2 separate regions of the Mus musculus genome follow, and region 2 is linked to region 1. Evidence: chromatin loops called from intact Hi-C (ENCODE). Cell type or tissue: heart. All regions are shown on one strand. Links, peaks and the distances in the headings refer to the core of each region. The heading gives the core; the rest is flanking DNA.

The links. A loop is a pair of places that touch in the nucleus more often than their neighbours do. Peaks named below come from ENCODE experiments on the same cell type or tissue, not always from the same donor. Only the 100,000 strongest peaks of a DNase experiment are listed, where the experiment ranks them.
Region 2: it touches region 1 in a loop (2.9-fold over the local background); 1 of 42 quality-filtered maps calls a loop at or near these places.

The regions. Positions count from the first base shown.
Region 1 is chr4:150,088,553-150,097,300 of GRCm38, forward strand. All of the region lies in intron 1 of Gpr157 (G protein-coupled receptor 157), which reads left to right. Among named protein-coding and RNA genes, the nearest start is that of Gpr157, 5.4 kb to the left of the region's middle. In heart, for the core only: CTCF peaks have their summits at 3,907 (motif pointing left) and 4,113; a DNase peak (open chromatin) is centred at 3,919; H3K27ac peaks cover 46 bases; H3K27me3 peaks cover 732 bases.
Region 2 is chr4:149,770,667-149,779,414 of GRCm38, forward strand. It overlaps Slc25a33 (solute carrier family 25, member 33), which reads right to left and starts at 3,601. Exons shown (of 7, transcript NM_027460.2): 1 at 3,334-3,601. The coding sequence starts at 3,389. It overlaps Gm13073 (a long non-coding RNA gene), which reads right to left. Exons shown (of 2, transcript XR_881587.3): 2 at 7,714-8,748. In heart, for the core only: no CTCF peak of the experiment used is centred there; a DNase peak (open chromatin) is centred at 3,635; H3K4me3 peaks cover 1,448 bases; H3K27ac peaks cover 966 bases.

The sequences.
Region 1 (8,748 bases), core at 2,777-5,276:
CCTGGCCTAAAAGCCCACAGCTTCCAATTCTATACCACAGTGGTTGTGGTGCGTCCAGCCACTCTCAGACGATAGTGTGCCAACTGTAAAATGCACAGAGGTATGCTTCTTTAAGCTTTTCACGACATTTATAAACTTCAGGCCCCCATTACCTGCACTTTCTTAGACGCTTTTAAAAAAGATTTATTCATTTTATTTTATGTGTGTGAACTGACTGCATGTATGTATGTGTATGTGTCACGTGTATGTGTACTTGGCGCCCTCGTAGGTCAGACGAGGGTATCGGATCCCCTGGAACTGGAGTTACAAATGGTTGTGAACCATCATGTGGGTGCCGGGAATTGAACCAAGGTCCTCTACAAGAGCAAGAAGTGCTCTTAATCACTTCTCTTAACCATGCTCTCAACCATCTCTCCAGGTCACTCGATGTGGTCTTGATTGTCGAGAACTCAGGTCAGGGTCAGGCTGTCAGCCACCTGGAGTCCCTGAGAGTGGGGAAGCCCAAGGCCCTGCACTATGCTGGTCCACTCTTCTTTCACGCTTGTCAGCAAGAAAGCTGTGCCCAGAGGCCAGCCTTCCCTCCTGTCGTTTCAGTTTGAAATTCTCGGCAGTCTGCGCAGAATTTGAGGCAGGAAGCCTAAGGCTTGTTTCCTGTCTCTTTGCCTCAGCTCAAGGCACCAGCGTCCGCCCTAATTATAGGTCCCTTCTATTAAAAACTTGAATGCTTTCCAAGGGCCGAGCGGGTAGTCAGCACTTTGGTAGAGACAGGTCACCTGGGTGTCACACGCAGAGGCCACAAGCTGGGAAGAGTCACTTGACCTCCTGTTCTTGTAGCTGTTGGAAGGAGACCAGCCGGTCCTAAAGAAACGAAAGAGCCCTCCTCTCCACTTGCCAAGCAAAATCTTTGTGCCATGTCACCATGTTACAGGTAGGGACCTACTGAGAAGGAGTCTGGGGTTTCTCTCCCCTCCAGCATGCAGCAGACACTGACTGTGTGAGACACCACAAGTGTGATGCCAGGTGGTCACAGGCACTGGGAAGGGAGCCCAGGGTTGGACCTTTCTTCCAAGGATCTCTCCTCTGCTGCCTTCCTTTAAACCCCGATGACGACAGTATATTTTTTAAGCAAAAGAAACAGAACCCTCTGTGTGGTCCCTACAGAAGATGAGTTCCCTAACCCATCTGAGTTGGGAGTTCTCCGCTCAGTCTGCATCAGCCACCCTCTGGGAGGGTTCTCTATGATGCTTGGAGAAGTCTTCCTAGGGCAGGCTGTGTCCAGGAGACTTGCTAGAACCTGCCCAGCAGGTTCATTTTTGACCCAGATCCTCCCACGCTGGTTGCTAGGGGCTCTCCACAGTATAACCTTGGAGTCTTAGGTTATTGTTGCTGACGGATCTGTTTGTGGAAGAATTCTCATTCCTGGACACGGCCTACCTGAACCCTCACTGTGTGTCTGTGTATATACTTATTAGACAGGTTCTCCCTGTATAGCCTTGGCTGGCCTGGAACCTCCTGCCTCTGGCTCCCGTGGCTGCTACCACGTGTGCTACCACGCCCACTGATTATCCCGGCTCTTCTTGCAGACTTTACAACCTTGCAAAGGATTTTTAAAATACTAACAGCACAAATGGATATCTCTGTGAAGAATTCTTAAGGACAGTCAGGGTTGATGGCACATCCCTATCATCCCAGGGGAGACAGAGGCAGGGGGATCAGGAGTTTAAAGTCAACATTGGCGTCATATAAACTCGGACGTCAGCCTGCCAGGCTGGGCTGCATGGGACCGTCTCCCCCGACCCCCTAAAAGTTACTAGGAGGTGACAAGAATAGTAGAGAACCATTTTTCTCATTGAACTAGAAGAAAAATAATGAGAATGTCAATGGGAAAGAGTTGGCAAAGCTGAACTGCCTGCTTTATTGGTTTTGTAAACCAGAGTAATCCTTACAGGAAGCTCCAGTGCACACCCTCGGGTCCTGTAATCCTAGTGACCAGAGCCTAAGGAGATAACACAGAGCTCACACAACACCGCATTCTCAGGACTTGGTAAGGAGCTTTTTGCCAGATCGAGAATTAGAACTGATTTCGGTGTCCAGCGATAGAGGAGCAGTGAGTTCCATGACTTCTGTCCCATCCAGAATGTCATGCGTCTCTTACACGCCGGTGGTCAGTGCTCTGAATCGAATTTTAACTGGTATAGTAGAGTGTGGCACCAAAGGGAGACTTTTTTTTTTTTAGAGATTTATTTATTTTATGTAGGTGAATCCACTGTCACTGACTTAAGACACACACTAGAAGAGTCATCGGATCCCATTACAGATGGTTGTGATCCACCATGTGGTTGCAGGACCTCTGGCAGAGCAGTCAGTGCTCTTTACCGCTGAAACATCTCTCCAGCCCAGGAGACTTTTTCTGCCTGTTTTCTAGAAGCGCTGGGGTTTGGCGCGAGGGCTACATCCTGAGAGGGCTACATCCGGCGAGGGCTACATCCCCAGCCCTGAGAAATTCCATCTCCAAAACCAATTACAGGCATGAAACCCAGAATTCCAGAGGTGGACAGGACAGTCACCCACCACTCACAGAAGACAAATGGCCCCAGACCACAGAGCTGGAACGTGGGAGGCTCGGGGTGGACACTGAGTCTGGCCCACTCCAGAGTCTTGGCCCTTTATGCGTCTACCTGGCTGGAATAACCACTTGAGCAAAGTTTATTTTTAGCTTTGCAAATTTCCCAAATGTTAGCACCTTATCGCCTTCTGCTCTTTCTGTTCAGACACAAATGCTTCTCCTCTCTAAATGCTTATGTGTGTGGCTCTCCAACAGAGGAGCACAGACCTATACAAGCTCCAGGACGACAACTGTCACCTGATGAGTAGACTTTCTCGAACCTCTGTCTCTCTGAGGACTCTTAGAGTGTTTCTGAGGAAAGTTCTGGTTTGCACATTGACCTGGTTTTCATGTCTTTTTATCCCTCCATTCTTCCACTTCTCCAGCCATCTTGGTTCGTAACGCTGACCTTATTTGTACTTATTATTACCGTTCAGGGATTACGTGTGTCACGGCACCCGTGTGTGGCGGTCAGAAGACAGCTTTGTGGAGTCACTTCTCTCCTTCCATCTTTATGTGGCTTCTGGGGATTGAATCAGCAGGCTTGGGCAGTATGCACCTTTATCCCCCAGCCATCTTGCTAGCCCAACATTGACTGTTCATTTACTTTTGTTACTGTTTGAGTCCGATCCTGCTTCCACTTCCAGGGTGCCATGATTGCAGGTATGTCTCCATTAAACGTTCTATGCACTGCTGAGCATCAGGGTGAAACCCAGGCAAGTAGCCCAAAGCTCTGATTTATATTTCGTTCAGACAGCGCCTTAGTCTGTGTGTAGTCTAGGCTGGCCGGGAATCCCATATTTAGCCTAAGCTAGCTTCCGACTCAGGGCAAACCCTTTGCCTGGCTCCTGGGTGCTGAGGCTACTGAACGGATCACTGTACTGGATTCGTAACACTGGCGTTGTGAGGAGTTCGACGTGGTGACTTGCAGAATGTCCCTTGGTTTTGTTCATCTGGCGCTTCCGCAAAGGGTTTCAAGTTCTGCACTCTGGCAGATTTCAGAAGTACTTTGGAGTTGACATGGCAAAGTGACATCTGCCAGGCATTTTGCGCGCTCTCTCTCTCTCTCTCTCTCTCTCTCTCTCTCTCTCTCTCTCTTCTGTATGGGCGTTTTGCCGGCAACCACTATATGGGAGCTGGATATTGAACCCGTGTCCTCTGTAGGAGCAGCCATTGCTCTTATCAGGGCTACCCTTCCAGCCCCTACTTCAGCTTTGATCATTCCTGCTGTACATCCATAAGAATGTGCTTCTGTGGCCGTTGGTTACAGCGCCCCCCTGTGGCCAGGGCTGGAATTGCCAGGGGGTCTTGAACTCACCCTTTATGGCAACTGAGATAACCCTGAAGCTGTCTCCAATCTCACCTTGGCAAGGGCCCCAGAGTCAGCACAAGCTGGCTTGCCACCCCCACCCCCACCTCAGTTCTGCCAGATCAGTTCTAGAGTCCTGTGGATAGGGGTGGGATGTGAGTGTTATCTCCAAGGGTTAGAGGTAAGGGTCCTGACTTGAGCTGGCCTCCAGCCGTCTGTGAGTGACTGTGACCACAGCTGTGTTGCCTCTGGCGCCCCCTTGGGTAATGGAGAAGAAAGAGTCTTGTGTCTCAAGTTGGTCATAGAAACTCTTTGTGGGGAGTTGGAAGTCCCAACATAATGAAAAGGTGGCATCCATCAAGCACTGTAGCGCATGCCTGTAATCCCAGCACTTAAGAGGCTGAGGCAGGAGGATTGCCACAAACTCAAGCCAACTCAAGGGCAGAGCTGGATTTGGGGGTTCGTTCTTCCTTCGGTGTCCCAGAGTCCTCTCTAAGACTTGTGCTAGAGACTGGGGTGAGATGGATGGGAGAGAGAATCTGTTTTGTTTGTGTTTTCTAAGACAGGTTCTTAGCTAAACCTGGCTCAAACTTGCTGTGTAGCCCTGTGAGCAGTCAAACTCTTGTTCTCCCTGCCTCCACCTCCCAAGTGCAAGGGTTACAGGAGTGATCTCCATGCCCGGCTTAGCTTTTGTTCTAGCCAAGGTCTAGCTAGCACTGTAGCCCAGGCTGGCCTAGAACTCACTGTGTAGCCCAGGAAAGTGGCTTTGAATCAAGGTCAGGTTCTCTACTTCACCTCCACGTGCCATTGCTGTTGTTGGGGTCTATAGACCTGAGGCTTTTAGAGCTGTTATGAGCACTGATAAGGGGGGAGTAGGCTGTACGAAAGGAACATTTTCCACATTTCCTTTTTTCTAGACAGGTCTCACTATGACTGGCGTAGTCTTGGCTACTCCCTATTGTAGATCTGCCTGCCTCTTACCTAGGAAGGGCTAGGATTTAAGTCCTGTGTCACCATGGGACATTTCATCCCTACAAGAAAGATCCCTTCCAGGTTGGGGAGGGGGGTTGGGGGGGTGCTATGCTAAAGTGGATTGCAGGCAAAACAACCTTTAGTACCACCAGTTCACAGCCGGTGTCAGGGGGCAGAGGGGGACTGAGATGGGAGATCCAATCATAATTCATAAAACAAAAGGAAATTCCTTTTTAGACTTGAGAGTGGGGAGGTCTCTGTACTTAGAACAGAGCAGCCTCCGGTTAGCCGTTAAGTGAAAGTGTAACTCAGGAAGCCAATCCTATGGCCCCACCCTACCTTGGGCCTCTGCAAGTTTAGCTGCTTAGGGAAGGTGCTGGATAGGAAGTAAGGCAGGCAGTCCAGTCGTGATCCCCTCTACAGGGGCAGCCTCTGAGCAGTAGCCTTTTAAGCAATACTCCCGGGCCTCAGTGCCTCCAAACTGGAGCTGGTTTTTGTTCTACCCAAGGTTATTTTCTTTCAAGATAACAGGTAAAGTCTTAGCCATGGGAACCCCAGGGCAAAGGCCCCAGGGGCGGCCCCAGGAGAGGCCCTGGAGGCTACTACCTTTGATCCTTCCAAATCTGTGGAGCAGATTTTATCTTTCTTCAGGCCAGTACGGCCAGGGCCTAGGTGTGCAGGGCCGTCTGCTGGGGACTGGAGCATCACCAGGTGTGTTGTGTATTGCACAGGGCGCCCCTCCCCCCCCCCCCCACAGCTCCCACAGCTGAAGCCGCAGAATGACCTCAAGTCGGCCTTCCTAGAGACTGACCCCCATGAACCTCTCCCACATCCTAGCTCTGCCCCATGAGAGGGACAATGGGAGGCCATTGTCCTGGAGAAGCTGCCCCTTTGCAGCCTCTCTGTTCAGCCCGGCTTCCCACTGGCTCCTCCCCAGGGTTTTTGTAAACTGAAACATTGTTGCCTTAGAGTTTCCTCTATTAAGGCTTTCTACAGACACTGGGTCCTTAAACCAGAAACTGCCTTTTGGCGCCTACAAGGGTGAAGGAAGACCCCCTCTTTGTTTTCTACCCAGCAGTTGCCAACCGGAGAGATCTGGAGGAACTGAGAAATATAGGGATCTGGTTGTGGGAGGAGCTGACAGCACAAATGATCCCTGGAGCCCACTTAGAGCCTGGGCCCCTTAGTGGGATGGGCTGGGGCCTGGACACAGGCTACAGATGTTCTTTGGAAAGAAAGCAGTGGGCGGCTTCTCCACTGAACTCTGTGAAGCGGGAGTAGGGATGTCCTTACAGAAAAGTGTTCCGCTTTGTAACAGTTCCTCACAGGGGCTGAGCTGGGATGCCCAAGGGGTTTGATTCTAGCGGGCATCCAGCACATTGCTATTCTGAGGGCAGCCACCTGCCTGTGACCATCATAGGAATTCCTAGTGTGAGGGTGGCTTGCCTCTTTGCTGTGCACAACTAGTTTCATGTCCCTGGGAATTTCAAACTACAATGAGTAGAGAGGTCCCCTAAGGCCTTAACTGGGGAAAGCCAAGTGTCATTGTATCCAGTTTCTCTTCTCTGGGCCCTTCTAGTTCATCCCTGGGACTTGGGGACTATGCTTCCCAGAGCTTGGGGCAGTGGCTCCTCCCAGAACCTGGTACGCCAACAGCCCAACAGCTTGGAGTTCTTCCCTCATGGCCCAGGAGCTGGAAATTCAAGGTGTGGGTGAGAAGGTTCTCCTGGGTCCTCTGTCCTTCCCTCATAGATGGCACTGTCTCCTCAGATGCTTACAAGGATGTCCCAGATGCTTGTCGGTGTCAAATCTATTCCTACAGAATTCAGTGCTCTTAGATGTGGACCCGAGCTGGCAGCTGCCTCATTTGAATCCAGTTAACTCATGAAGAACCTTGTCTCCACATACAGTCCTAGCCTCAGGTTCTGAAAGTTGGGGCTTCAAGAGAAAGATCTGGAATGGAGTAGAGTTTAGTCCGTAGCTGCCTCAGAAGGGAGGAAGCCAGTGCAGAGCTGCCCTCAGGTTCCAGGTAAACGCAAACCAGGGACCCAGGCACTCGTGGAGGCGATGTTGCTGCCCTTCCAAGTGAGAGACCTGCTGGGGTGTGGTGTACTAGCCCTCCTCCAGTTAGACAGACAGACCTTAATTCTTGAGCCTCCTGCTTCAGATCCAGAGCTTTAAAGAGGAGAGGCCCCGTCCAGTCATCAGCCGGGTCTGCATGAGACCCTGTCTCAAAAAGTTTAAGAGATGGAGAGAACTTTAATAGTCTAAAGTAATTAGAAGGATGAATGGAATCCCACGAGCTGCCCTCTGACCTCCGCATGTGTGCTTGGACATCCAAGCCCTCCCTCACGAATAAATAAGTGTAATTTTAAAAAGCACACATGCACACACATATTTCTACACCAAGTGCTCCCTATGGCCACGCCCATACAGACAGTAGACTTTCCAGGGATACGTCACTGACCCCTGTGCTCCCCAGCCAGGGACTGCAACCAAGAGCACGGTATTTTATAGAGACAGATTTGGCTCAGCAGTTAAGAGCATCTGCTGCTCTTGCAGAGGACCTGGGTTTGGTTCCTAGCACCCACGTGGCGGCTCACAGCTGCCTGAACTGTAAGTGATACCACTCCTGGGTGACCTGACAGTCTCTCTGGCCTGCATGTGGTGTGCGTATATACATGCAGGCAAAACACGCATATCCATGAAACCAGTAAATCTTTAAAACATAACGCCTAAGGTGTTGTTAGCCCTGAATGGAGGCAGAAACGGGCAGACAGGAAGCTGAGCATTCAGCGTGGAGTTGACAAGAACAGAGTAGAAAGAACGAGGAGGCCACCGTGCAGCACAGAACACCGGTGCCTTCATCCAGCGAAGAGGTCCCTTAGTCACTGCTGGGGAAGCTAGAGGCTGTATGTCTTGTTCTCTGTGTTCTCAATTGCTTCAGACAGGGTCTCACTGTGTAGCCCAGGCTGGCTTCAGACTCCTGGCAATCCCCCTGCTTCAGCCTCCCCAGGGCTGGGGTTAGGGGCCTGCCTCTCACTTTCATCTTAGATGTTTCAGAAAATGAAAGTTGTGAGGCTGCCTTTTGTGGTTGAAATCACTCTCAATTCCTGACCGTGGCCGGCTGGGGAGAGCAGGGCTCAGCGAAGCACCTCTGGAAAGCCCATTGGCTGTCTGGGCGTGGCCATAGGGAGTTGTTGGTGTAGAAATACGTGTGTGTGCTTTTTTAAAATTGCATTTATTCGTGAGGGAGGGCTTGGATGTCCATGCACACATGCGGAGGTCAGAGGGCAGCTTGAGGGATTCAGTCTGGCCCTCTGATTTAGGGTAGGCTGTTGTGACTGTCCTCTCAGCCTGTTTACGGAGGGTTATCCCAGCCAGACCTGTTGACTGATAACATTCCCTCAGGAGGACATAGAGGTCACAAGACCCTCATCTGAGTGTCCAGCCACTTCCAGCCACCTGTTGTATGGACCTCTGCCTTACATGCACCTGGCCTTGGGGGAGGGGTAGAGTAACCAGGGGCCTAAAGGACGGGGGGGGGGGGGGGCGGAACAGGGATCCATCCAGATAGCTATGGGGAAGTCCTCATTCCTATTGGCTGGAGGAAAGGCTTTATAGATGCAGCTTTTTAGGCTAAGTAACTCAGTTGGGGACTTTGGGGGAGGACTAGACATTGCTCATGTACTCAGGGATGTGAACATCGTCCTATCTGTGGCATGTATGATTCATGTGTGTCTGTGTGTGTCTGTGTGTGTACATGTGCACACACTATAGACACCCATCTACACTCTTTTGATGAGCACCGTAACATTACAACATTACAGCCGTGTAGCCCAGGTTGGCCTCCAGAGTGCTT
Region 2 (8,748 bases), core at 2,232-4,731, 320 kb before region 1:
AGAAATTAAAGTTCTATCTTTATTTGTTAGAGTAACAATGTCTGAGTGCTTTGACAACACTGACACTGAGGAAAGCACAAACCTTATAGGTACTGTTAATGCCAGAACGAACCTCATCCACACAGATGCAGCACACGCTAGGAGGCAAACGAAAATGCTGAGACCGCTTGGGACTAGAGAGATGGCTCTGTGGTTAAGAGTACATGCCGCTCTTCCAGAGGACCAGACTTGATTATGGCCGCTCACAACCATCTGTGACCCAGTTCAAGGGGATCCAATACTCTCTTCTAGCCCCTGATGGGCATAGGGCTTATATGTAATACATAAATATAGCTGTAGACAAAACAGCCATACACATAAAATCAAATCTAAAAGATATTTTGGCTCAGCAGCTGTATCTCCACAGGTATGATTTCTAGCGCACGAGAAGGGACAAAGTGGCGATTAGAAAGATGTCATCGGTGTGTTTAGGAGCTTGCTATAAGTTATGCCGTTCACTCTGTGATGGTGTATTTATTCACGGATACCCACTCGCATATGGGCTTAAAAATTGGATTTGCCCTCACCGGTCTCTTCATAAACTTGGGACTGAATATTAAACAGAGATGTACTAAAGGTAAACTGTACTCAGAAATACACTACAATGGAAATCAATACATCACTATGAAGAAAACAAAGTGAAGAGCAGGCAGGGGCTTTAGCCAGCCAGGCAACGTGGCTCATGCCTTGGAATCCTAGTACTTAGAAGGCTAAGGCAGGATTGCTGGGAGTGTGAGGCTAGCCTGGGCTATACGGTGAATTCCAGACCTGCTCACACAAAATAAACAAACAGAAACAACTCAATCTTATATTTAAAGTTAGTATAAAATTGGGTTGGGGCATATATACACTCGGAACCTTTCCCAAAGTGCTTATTTCTAGATTTTGGTCTGTGGTGGCCTTTCTGTTCTCTTCTCTGAGGGCAACATGCTACACTGAAAATCTGACTAGTATATGTTAATATAGGAAATAATCTTGGGAAATAATCCAGAAACTTGTTCCTTTAAGAAAAAAAAAATTAAAGACTATGAGTTGGCCGGACAGTGGTGGCACACACCTTTGATCCCAGCACTTGGGAGGCAGAGACAGGCGGATTTCTGAGTTCAAGGCCAGCCTGGTCTACAGAGTGAGTTCCAGGACAGCCAGGGCTACACAGAGAAACCCTCTCTGGAAAAACCAAAAACCAAAAATAAACAAACAAACAAACAAAAAAGACTATGAATTGTTTTGGTGCAGTCTGTTTTTTTTCCAGGATCTAAAATAGATTTTCACTGGTTATATTAATTTATAAGCCTTTGATAGCTAGTAGAAGTGTATTACCAGGACCTGGTGGCACATATCTTTAATCGTGGTACTTGGGAGGTAGAAGCAGAGACAGAAGATCTCTGTGAGTTCTAGACCTTGTCTCCAAAAAACAAAACTTGTTTATATTATTATAATCAGGGATATCGTTAAATCTGTTTGGGAACATAGCCTTCAATGATTATTCAACAAACAAGGGAAACCAACAGATTTTAAAAGCAAGATCTCAGACTTCTCAAAGGCATTGAACTTAGCTCTCTGGAGAGATGCCAGCTAACAACAGAGGAAAGGGCTTACCAGACCCCTGGGCTGACAACTTTTAACTATAGTCTGTGCCCTCTTTATACTGACTCCTTTCATGCTCTACCTTAAAAGGTGTTTTAGGCTAAAATCCAATTAGAGCTCTGAAAGCAGCTTTTTGAGGGTTCATTTCTTTTCTCATCTGCAAGCACAGAGATCTTAAATGGCTAATGAAGGAACCAGAACTTGTTAAACACCACTGCTTCAGGCACAGCACTAATAAACTCCCTGCCTCTTAATGAGTCCCGCAAGCCTCACTGCCCATTGCAGTATTCTCTATCAGCACGTAAGAGGCTGGAATTGGCAGCCAGAGGGCACTGTGAAGGGTGTGCAGGGAAATCCATCCAGACAGGGTCATCAACTATAGTAGTGAGCCTCAACACAGGCCACTCTGAAACTCCCCCAGTTAAGAGCAGGCAGACATACAACATAAGAGACCACTCAGTTAAAAAAGAAAAGAAAAGAAAAAGTATAACAAACAAACAAAACAACCCATTGAGTATAAACTTATTTCTCTTGGCTTTAAAAATATGCCTAACAGACTTTAAGTTCCCTGGGATGACACATTTATATAAAGTGAGGGTGCCTTCTAAGGCTTACTCTCAAAGGTTAATACCAATGAAGACATGGATAGGAGGAATGAAGGCCTGACAGAAATGGATGAACAAGAAATTCCTCCTGCCTAGGCACAACCATTAAAGCTATCTGACGGGTGAAAGGTACTGCCAGCCTGCCAGGTAAAAGGACCAAGGCACCAGAAACCCTTTCATCACCGTTATTTTCTGGATAACCCTTTCATTAACCATTACTTTCTAGTATATGGAACTGTTTAGGTCCAGTTATAGTTCTCAAGTGAAGATGATAACACAGGAAAAACGCTGCATGTTATGTAAAACTTAAATAGCTGGGCTAAATCTCAAAGAGCTCTTCATGACCCCAGGGCTGGGGACACAGCTCCATAGATAGTTTGAAAAACCAGCACCAAAAGGGTCCCAAGCCACTAGCAGCTATGACAAAAGGAAAAGAAAAATACTATTTAAAAAAGAAAACCCCAAACTTTCGTTTTTTTAGGGGGTTAATTCAGCTCCTAGTTGTATCCTCCTATCATGATGTGTTCCTCCACTGAAAATCACTGAAAGGTGCTTTAGGATCGATTAGCACTGACCAACCTTCCGAGGTCCCCATTTACCGTCCCACGTGGTGCAGACCAGCATCCGTTCCCCCCCAACCCCCCATACTCCGCAGGGCAGGCCACGGGCTGCCCTGCGACACCTGCCCGCAGCTCTGACCCAGCGCAGTACCTCCTGGGCTAGCTGCCCCGGGACCTCCAGCATCCGCACCTCTGCAGCGGTGAGTGACCGCAGCGTGATCAGGAAAACGCCAGGAGGCCGGAGCCACAGGGGCTCGGCGCGATCGCCCCTGGTGACAGTCACACCAGCCAGGAATTGTTCAAAAGGAGAATACGGCGAGAGGCGGCCGGTGGGTGGGGGATGGGACCGCGGACGCGCCGGGTGGAAAGCCGCCGTGCCGGCTGACCCCGCGGTGGGGACGCCGAAGCCACGACCCTCCTGGGCTGCCCGTCCTGGCTTCACCCCAGTCCGCGACGGACGGGAAACGCGGATTCCCAAGGCCACGGCACGCAGGGGGAGAAGGCCGGGGCTGAGGCGAGAGCAGCTCGGGCCCCAGACTCACCCGCCGGCGAAGAGATGAAGCAGCGTGTTCTCTTTCTGCTGAGTGCCCGTCGCCATGGCCGCGCCGGCTCCGCGGCCCGCCGCAGCCGCTCGTGGGACGCGCGAGGTCTTGAGCTCCGCTGGCTTCGCTGCCTTCCTCAGGCAGCCGCCGACGCGCCCATGCGCGCGGGAGGCCCAGGCGCCCGGCTCCCTCCGCGGCGTCGCGCCCGGCCAGTCAGCGGCCTCTGCGGCGCTTTCCAGCCGCTAGGCAGAGAGCCTAGCGCGCGGCCGTCACGTGGCGGAGGCCGGGCCGTGACGTCGCGGGGCGCGGCGCGGCGGAGGTGTGGGCCCGGATCCCGTACGCCTATTGGACGGCAGGTGGATGTGGGCGTGGCGGTCGTGCAACGCGGGGCGGGATCAGGCCCCGAAGGGCTGCTCAGGATAATAAGAGGATGACCAGCAAACTGGTCAAAGCTGCTTGGTCCTTCTCAGAGGCTGGAAACTGAGTGTGTAACCATGCCCTATGCTCCAAACCTCTTCTTCTTTTTCTTCTTTTTAAAATTATGTTTATGTGTGTGTGATTTGTTTTTTTTTAAGACAGTCTTACATTGCAGTCCTGGACTGCCTGGAACTTGCCATGTAGACCAAGCTTGGCCTCAAATTCACATTTTATCCGCCTGCCTCTGCCTCCCAAGTGCTGGGCCTAAAGGCGTGCGCCACCACTACCCAGCACCTTGGAACTTTCTATGTAGACCAAGATAACCTCGAAGTCACATTGATCCTTTTGCCTCTGCCTCTCCAGTGCTGAGATTACCCAGCTGTTTTTTGTGGTTTTTATTGTGTGTTTTTAAGGGATGTCATGGGTTCACACATGCCACTGTCTAATGGTGAAGACCAGAGCACAGCTTGCAGGAGTCAGTTTTGCCTATTCATCATGCAGGTCCCAGGAATTGACTTGTTTTTTGAGACAGGGTTTCTCTGTGTAGTTCTAGGTGTTCTGGAACTTACTGTGTAGACCAAACTGGCCTCAAACTCACAGATCTACCTGCTTCTGCCTCCTGAGTGCTGTGATTGAAGGCATGAGCCACCATGCCTCACGGGTCCCAGGAATTGGACTCAAGTTGTCGGATTTGGCTGCAAGTACATTTACCCTGAGCTCCCGATCTTTTTAAGAATTTCATTCTGTAATATTTCCATGTATAAACATGTATGGTGATTACATATTACATCTCACAGCTCTGAGCTTAAATAGGAAAAAAAAAAAAAAAACACGTCACCTAAACAGCCTGCCCTCCTCTAGCCTACCCTTAGTGTTTTGTGTGTTCTTGATCTTTCTATAAATAGCATTATATTTGGTATGTATTTTGCAGTGTGAATTTTGTACTGTGTGCGCTGATGCTCGGACTTGAGCGACCCAGATCGCTCCTCCCCTTAAATATCCTGGACCACTGCCACAGTGAGCCTGGCATCTTCTTACCTCCAGGTCTGGCTCTTGGCTGGGCTTTGCCTGGTTGCCCTGGCAGCACCCTGATCACATGGCTTCGGTGACTCCATGTGGGCTCGTGTACTCACTCTGTTTTATTCAAACTGTTTGTCCCATTCTGGAATGCAAGCTCCATGGGAGTGGGGGGCCTTGTTTTTACACTTCATGGTTGTTCTTAACAGATTGTTCCTGTCACGGTACCTGCCACCTAGTACTGCCCAGGGAACTAATAAACAAATGTCCTAGATTGAACTGATCATTCTACTCCTCCCCCAAGCCTGCTCAGTCTCTTCTGTTCCCTGCCCTGGTAGTGACTCTATATTCTGCACAGGCACCAAGGCCATTAATGTCAGCTTCTAAACTGACTCATACTCTCTCCCTTCCCCTCCCTCCCTCCCTCCCTCCCTCTCTTCCCTCTTTCTTACTTTCTCCCTTCTTCTGCTTCTGACACTTCTAGCTCTGACAAGTCTTGGAACTCATCCTTTCCTTCCTTCCTTCCCCCTCCCCTGCTAGGGACTCCAGGTCTGTGTGTGTCCCACCAACTCTGCAGCTGAGAGGAAGCTGTCCCCACAGGCCACTCCTTTGCTCCTTTACCTTCCAGAGTATTCGGATGCAGAACACACCAACCCATTGTCTTCCGTCTCCCACATCTGATGAGAAGCACCGCCTTTAACCGGCTGAGCTGCCAGACGTCCTGTGTGTACACAGAGGGAAACTGGAGTAGGAGGCGAGCTGTGAGCAAACACGGCAGATCTGTATTTGATAGTGGGCATTGCTTAGAAACAACTGCTAGGCTCAGTCACCTGCAAACACAGTGATTGCTCTATAGTAAAGCCATTGCTGCCAGGCAGAGCTGGGCATAGCAGCGATCCAAATCTGGGCATAGAGTTCAGTGGTAGAGCGGAGCTCTCCATGTGGGAGGATCCATACCAGCTACACTCTAATATTGGACAAAGGAAAGGAAAAGGTGAGATTCTTCATCTTTCTTGTATCTACCAAATCCTTCGCTTTCGTTGCTTAGGAAATGAGAGCTTACTTTAGCTGACATAGATTTTTAAGTCTTTTTTTTTTTTTTTTTTTTTTGGTTTTTCGAGACAGGGTTTCTCTGTGTAGCCTTGGCTGTCCTGGAACTCACTCTGTAGACCAGGCTGGCCTTGAATTCAGAAATCTGCCTGTCTCTGCCTCCCAAGTACTGGGACTAAAGGTGTGCGCCACCACTGCCCGGCTGATTTTTAAGTCTTTTAATAAAAAAAAAAATTATGTGTATAAATATATCACATGTATGCCTAGTGTCCAAGAAGACCAGAAGAGGCAGTCAGATCCCCTGGATCTGGGGTTACAGAAAGTCCCAAACCACCACATCAGTGCTGGGGACAGAACTCAGGTCCTCTCCAAGGGTAGGCTGAGCCACCTCTCCAGCCCCAGTAAAAGGAGGTTTGTAGGGTAGTGGGGAACTTAAGCAGGGTGCTGCCAGGCTGTTAACTAGAAGGGAGTTGTCCCTCTCTGTGCAGGATTTTGGGGTTTGCTTGTCTATTTGTCTGACTGTCTGTTCAGAGACAAGGTCTCACTATGTAGCACTGGCCAGCCTGCAACTCTCTCTATATGGGCAAAGCTAAGCTTGAACTCACAGAACTCTGCCTGCCTACCTCAGCCACCCAAGCACCGCGCCATGCCCCATCCTAGACTGGACTTTAAACCAGAGGAGGTGCCACCCTGGGAACCCACCCCTTTCCTTGGCTCTAACCCTTCGGCAGAGCCAGTCTCCTGGCTTCTTCTCCTCGGGCCTGCCAGTGCAGTGCTGAGCTGGACACACAGCTGAGACTCCAGCCTGCTTGTCAGCAAGGCAGCTTGCCTGCGAGAGCTTTTCCAAGGTCCTTCACGTCCACTATCACTGCAGACCCATGTTGTTGGCAGCCCTGTTGTTTTGTTCCCTCTCGTAGACAAGCAGGACACATCCACCCAAGGTCAACAGCTAAATTGGTGGCTGATGCAACGCTCTGTCATGCCTCAGAGTTTTTGAATGAGCTGTTTCTGATTCCGGGATGCCAGCCTTCCTCCACTGCGCAGGTTCCTGCTGGACCTACAGTACCTCTCCTTCCTCCTCCCTGGACTAAGTATTAAGCCAGCTCAGAGATTGGCCTCCTCGTGAAGCGTGTCTAGTCCCTCTTGGCTCCTGTTTCCTGGAAGGATTTGACTACAGCACCTGTACTACGGAACTACAGCAGGAGGTTGTGAACCACTTGAATTTACTCCCTGGTGTGTCCCTTGCTGGGAAGGAAGAACTCGGGCAGCATTTTCAGAGGGAAGTCTGGGAATTTTTGTTGACATCTGTGAATAAGTTATTTGGCTCAGCAATGCCACATGGCAAGAGCTGTTGGTTTCCGTTGTTTAACACATCTACTGTTTAAATCAGTACTTCAGGCTCCTTGGGTACAGCAGAGATGGAAATGGACACAAATCCTTCGCTTTGGGACAGTGGCAGTGTGCTTGCACAAAGCATTGTGTATTGAATCCAGCATGGCATGAAAACCCGAGCATGGGCTGGAGAGCTGGCTCAGCAGTTAAGAGCACTGGCTGCTCTTCCAGAGGATCCAGGTTAGATTGCCAGCATCCACATGTACAGGTTATGTTTACAACTGCCTGTAACTCCAGTCCAATGGGATCCAATGCCCTCTCTTCTGGCCTCCAAAGGCACCAGGCACACAGTCGTACACAGACATGTATGCAGGCAAAACACATATGCATAAAAATAGATGATAGGTAGATAGATAGATAAATAAAAATGGTCATGGTGGTATATGTTTGTAATCCCTGAATGTAAGAGGTCGGTCATCCTTGGTTACACAGTGAGTTCTATGCCAGCCTGAGCTATATAAAACTTTTTCTCAAAAACAAGACTAAAAACAACAAAATACACAATTAAATTCAGCAATTACAGAAAATATATGAGCAAATGGCTTATAATCCCGAACCATGAAGCTGGTTTAACATGGGAGCATCAATAATATACCATAGCAGATTAACAGAAGAACAAAGGGAGAGTGTCAATAAACACAGAAAGTGTTTGTCACGAGTGCACACTATTCTCGATAAAAAGGACTCAGCAATCTTCCTGCTGTCTAAGCCAGGCGTGGCAGTACACACCTATAATCCTAACCCTTGTTTGCTGTCGCGGCGAGTCACCGAGGATTGTAGAAACCTCTTATTTTTCTCTGTCTGTGTAAAAAATAAGAAAGTGGGAAAAGCCAAGTCTTGCCACAGCCAATTAAAAATAATTATTTTATGTGTTTGGGTGTTCTGCTTGCATGCATATCTGTGTACCACCTGTGTGCCAGATCCCCTGAGAGGACAGAAAAGAGCATCAGGCTCCCTGGAACTGGAATCCCAGAAAGTCATGAGACACCATGTGGGGGCTGGGAAGTGAATTCAGGTCTTCTGCAAGAGCAGCCAGTGCTGTTAACCAGGGAGCCATCTCTCCAGCTCCCTCAGCCAAAGTGGTTCCCTCCCGCCCCCCGAGACAGAGTTTCTCTGTGTAGCCTTGGCTGTCCTGGAACTCCCTCTGTAGACCAGGCTGGCCTTGAACTCAGAAATCCACCTGCCTCTGCCTCCCAAGTGCTGGGATTAAAGGCGTGGCCACCACTGCCCGGCCCGGCCAGCCAAGTTTTATTAAAAGCAGAAGTGCGTGCGCAGACAGACAGACAGACAGACAGACAGACACACACACACACACACACACACACACACAGAGAGAGAGAGAGAGAGAGAGAACAAAGCACATAGAGAGACAGCTTCTTAGGTGGGAAGGAGACCTAAGGTAGTGTCGGAGTTTAATCTCAGAGACAAACATTCTTATGTTTGGGGGGTACTGGCTCCCTTTTTGCATCAGGACTGGCTGGTTTGGGCTAGCACAGGGCCAGTAATCTAGACAAAGAAGGAGAAGCTGATTGGTCCTCA